Linked DNA regions of Homo sapiens: region 1 is linked to region 2. The links are chromatin loops, found by intact Hi-C in ENCODE. Cell type or tissue: K562. All regions are shown on one strand.

What was found. Peaks named below come from ENCODE experiments on the same cell type or tissue, not always from the same donor. Only the 100,000 strongest peaks of a DNase experiment are listed, where the experiment ranks them.
Region 1: a loop joins it to region 2, with 7 times the contacts of the local background. A loop is called at or near these places in 4 of 110 quality-filtered maps.

The regions. Positions count from the first base shown.
Region 1 is chr20:30,580,894-30,583,393 of GRCh38, reverse strand. No RefSeq gene overlaps it. Among named protein-coding and RNA genes, the nearest start is that of FAM242A, 220 kb to the right of the region's middle. In K562, a CTCF peak has its summit at 1,348; no DNase peak of the experiment used is centred here.
Region 2 is chr20:30,375,615-30,378,114 of GRCh38, reverse strand. It overlaps the pseudogene FRG1BP. Among named protein-coding and RNA genes, the nearest start is that of FAM242A, 15 kb to the right of the region's middle. In K562, a CTCF peak has its summit at 1,035 (motif pointing left); a DNase peak (open chromatin) is centred at 944; H3K4me3 peaks cover 1,594 bases.

The DNA of each region.
Region 1 (2,500 bases), 210 kb before region 2:
TTTCAAAAATCAACAATAGGAAAAATATAACCCAATGTAAAACTGGGCAAAGCATGCATACAGACACTTCCGCAAAGAAGATATAAGGATGGCAAAGAAACAACAACAAAAAAGTAATATCTGCTGAACACCATTAGCCATTAGGGAAATGTAAATTAAACTCACAATGCTTAGAATGGCTAAAATAAAAAAATAAGGAAAATACTAAGTGCTGATGAAGATGTAAATAAACTGGAAATTTCTACATCATTAGTGAGAATGCAAAATGGTACAGATACTACAGTTTGACAGTTTCTTATAAAGTTAAACATGCATTTCCCATATGACCCAGTAAACATACTCCTGGCTTCGTATGCTACAGAAATAAGCACAAAAAAACTATACATGAATGTTTATATCAGCTCTATTGATAAATGCCAAAAAGTGGGGGGAAAAGTCTATCAACCAGTGAATAGATGAACTGTGATATATCCATAAAGTGGATACTTCCGTTAACCAGAAGTAAAAGAAATGAAGTATTGATACGTATAACAACTTGGGTGAATGTCAAGAGCAATTTGCTGAGTAAAAGAATCCGGTCTCAAATGTTACATATAGCATCAGTCCATTTATATGACATTCTCAAAAAGACAAAGCTGTAGAGTTTTAGTGCTTATGGTAGTTGCCAGTGGTTACAGGTATGGTGAGGGGTAATTATGAGGGAAGACATGAGCGGAGTTTTTGGGGTGATGGAAATGTTCTTTTTCTGACTACGGTAGTCGTTACACAAACTATGCCTGTGTTGTAATAGAATTGTACACCAAAAATAACAAAATAGTCTATTTTACTGTAGAAACATTTCTTAAAAACCTGTTTTAAAAACCTGGAAACACAATCTTAGTTATAAGGCATGGTCTATAAATGTTGTTATCATTTCTAACAATTTGTTTCCAGGGATTTTTTTTTAGATTATCGAAACATAACCAATCATTGCTCTTCAACTCTTCAATACTCTGAAATAGTTGGTGGATTATATAACCTACCAATATTAAGTGAGATTAAGGAATATATCCAGGGGTTATTTCTATTCTATTTTGATACCTAATTCCAATTCTACACTGCAAATCCTTGATGCCAGCTGTCTGTTGAGTAGCTACTCTAACCATAAACACTTAACAACTTTGTACGATGTCCTGGACACATAGAGAAAAATATGACATGGTCCCAGAAATAGAAGAACTTTCAGTGTATGGATTAGATAAAGATAAATAAGAAACGAAGAGCTATAAGACTTAGGCAAGGCAAACTCTATACTGGAACACAAAATTCAGCACCATTCTTCTCCAAGGTACAACTCTCTTGCGTCCTCTAGCGTCCTCAAGTAAGGACCATTCTGTAAGCTGCAACGAATGAAAACCTTAGAGTAGCTGCTGGCATTTCCCTTTCACGGTCTTGGATATAAGCAATTTATGATCATCAATGTTTGACAATTATGACAATCAATCAAACAATATTATACTAAGTCGATGTTAGAGATTTGGTTTAAAATACTGAAACCAAAAAAAAAGGGGCATGGAGTTGATCCGAGACAGGCAAATGTTAACAAAGGTTGAAGCTGGGTGATGCTTCCACAGAATTATTTTAGTCATATTACATTTGGCTATGCTTATAAATTTCCATAGTAAAAACTTAAGGGAAAAATAAAAGCTATGAAGCCTATTTGGTTAAACGTGGGTAAAAATCCAAAAAGAAGTCTACTGGAAGAGGAAAACATTGAATTAATATTGTTATTGTTATATCTTGTGGTTAGCATAATTAATTTTTTTCTTTTACTCTTTCTATACTTTCTTAATCTTTTACAATATGCAATCATTTATATAATCAGAATATGAACGTAAATATTTCAAATAAAATTAAATTACAGATAACTAAAAAAAATAAAAAATTCAAAGCTCATTAACCTCGCTTTTACGGTCCTCTAGAAAAATCCAAACATGTCTTCTGAAGCTGACACTAAACACATCAAGAACTAAGGCAATGGATGGAAACTATCTGAATTCAAATCTCAGCTCAGGCTCTTACCACCTGGGTGACCTAAAGATAAACCATCTATGCTGTGTGTCTCTTTGCTTTTCTTTAAGATGGGAATGGTGGCACCCAACCCAGCCTCAAAGGGCTCTTGTGAGGATTACATATGTTAATTCATATCAAACTCTTAGAATGATCAGCACTCAATGTTTAAATACTATCTTTATTACTCATGCCCAAGTTCTCCCTCATCCGTTTCTGCATTTATTGAACAAATATCAGGGCATCTTCGAGCAGAATTTGCCAATGAATGAAGGAAATATCGTCTCCCCTGGGAAGAAAGGATGATAAGTACTACTCAGGTGAGACTCCGCTGCCAAGTGCCAAAGGGTTATTCCCTCCTTCTCCCTGAAGCCTTTTTCAAGAAGTCAAGGCTAAAGAAGGAAAGGAGGATGGGAGAAATCAGAACTCCTGCATGAATTACAGTGGACTG
Region 2 (2,500 bases):
CATTTGGCTTAATTTATTTACTGCATGTATGTTCTCTCATTTAATCCTCACAGTATTCTAAAGGTATAAAAAATGGTCTAAAAGTTTAAATGTGTAAACGGAGGTTCAAAGATACTTGATCTCTTAATGAGTAAATGGAAGTTCAGACATATTAACCAATTTGCCACAAATTACAAAATTAGTAAATGACAGAGTGCAGGTTCCAACCCATATCCCTATCAAAGCCCATATACACCTCAACCACTGTGTGATTCATCCCGGTTTCACTCTACATATTAGCTTAGAAAAAAATTAATCAATAATTTTTCCAGGAAGAGACAATGGAGAAAAGAATAATCCCTAATAAAGGAAGTTATTATAATGAACTACAAGATCAGACTAACGCAGACCCACCAGGCAGAGGCCTGGAGAGATGCCTCAGGGGACCCAAACTCGTGGGTACGGGGCCACGGGTCACCCGCCCGTCTATCCTGTTTCCAGGGTCGTCAGCACGGGAGGCTGCCCCTCTCTGCACAGGCGCCAGGAACCGCGGTCCGGCCTCCGTCCAGCCCAGACAGGGTCAGAGCGAAGCCTGGGAGGCCACAAAGCCGGCTCTCTGCACCACGGCTTCCACCGGATTCGCGGGGGTGGAGTGCATCCGAAAAGAACTGAGGAGGCTCCCACCAGAGCTGCAGGACCCAGCTCTTCACCTCGGTTCCCTTGAGCACGAGCTTGCTAGACTTCACATAAGAGTACTAGGCCATGGCTCCGGGAGACTTCTGCGCGGACAGGCTGAAGCCGGCTCAGGACGAGTATGTGACCTGGAGCAGCACCAGGGCAGGGAGGAACAGAAGTGGAGGCGAAGTAAACACTCCCTGACAGCCTACGTCTGTCCAGAACCCGCCTCCGTCTTCACCCAAACGGTGAATGCCCGAGATTTCCACTTCCAGGTTTCTGCCGGGAGGGGGGGGGGGGGCGGGGCGTGAGGGAGGAGCTACGGCGGCTGCAGAGGGCCGAAAGGTGTCCGCATGCATCTGCTCCCTGGCGCCCTCTCGAGGAGCCCCTGAGGATTCGTGCCTCCCAGAGGTGGGGAAAGCCCGCCCGAGGCGCAGGTGCTGACGGTGGCGGGGCTGCCGGGCGCGCTGTGGAACCTCCTCTCGCTAGAGATGCGGGCTGGCGACGGTCCCCGCGGGGGCGGGAAGCGGCTCAGGCTGCCCTCCCCGGCCTGCGGCGGCGCATCTTGAAGCGCGGGCCACTCCCGCGCAGGTCACTCAGGGCTGTGCCTCGCGCGACTGTGTGTGCAGGAAACAAACAGGAAATACCCTAAAATGGAATGAAGAGACATGTTGAGGCCCGCGGATGTCGCGAGTGCTGTGGGAATGTGGGCGGAGGTGGAGAGTTATGGTGGCGCGTGTTACAGGCTCAGGGGTCAGGAAGAAGCCTAATCCTGGAGGCGGCATCTGAGGAGGGTCTTGAACGCTGGGCAGGCTTTTGCCCGATAGAGATGGAGGAAGCTAGTCCTGTCTGATGGAGGAAACAGGGCAGAGGCGTGGAGGGAGATGCGCAGTGCTGGTGTGAGGAGCCGCGAGCAGGCCAGGCCTGTAAAGCAGAGTGATGGGAACCAGGATAGAGAAGGCAAATCGGGGTCCTGCGGTCGCTGAAGAATTTGAATGAAATCATTAAACAGGTGAGAGGGATCCATCGCAAGAGCATGGGATGAAACGAGGAGTAGTCCACGGTGATCCCTCTGCAGCGGTGGGTATTATTAATCGCACATGTGACACCAAAACGGTGGGTATTATTGATAGCGTATGTGACACCAAAACCACCCCACTCAAGCTGTGGCTCTTTCCCTAAAGTAGAAAACAGAGACCAGTTGGGTTCCAAGCATCCACAAAGATCTTATTAAATTCGTGATCCCTGGTGGCACCATGGAGTCAGGATTGGCTCATTTCAAACCTGACTCAGAAATAAAACCATCTCAATGTGCGGAGATGAGCGTCCTTACCCGCTATCATAACGTATTTTCTGGTGTTTTCACAGTGCTGCGCTTCCTAATCCCCATTCTAGGGCAATCCACATGCCATGATGCCCAGAGGCATTAACAAAGGAGACACACAGGGGCTCCTCACGTTGGCTTTCCATGGTTTTGATGAAAATCTCAGTTTCCTCATCTCATACAATGTGGTTCGTAATAGTATCATTTAGGGTTGAAGAATTAAATGGTACAAATTATATAGAGTGCTTATTATAACCTACATGGAAAATGCCTAGGATATGTTAGCTATGCTCATCACCAACATCGTTATATGATGGTAATAATCAGATAGTCAGGAAGGCCGACACCAAGAAAATGGATACATGCTCTGAGGGAATGAATGTGGAGAGATCAGAAGGTCAAGAACAAAGCCGTACAACATGTCTGCAGTAAAGGGATAGAGAAAAGAAAGGCTATAAAAGAAGGAATTAAACAGTTAGAGTAAAATTATAAAATCAAAGCTAAGGAGAATTTCCAGAAAGG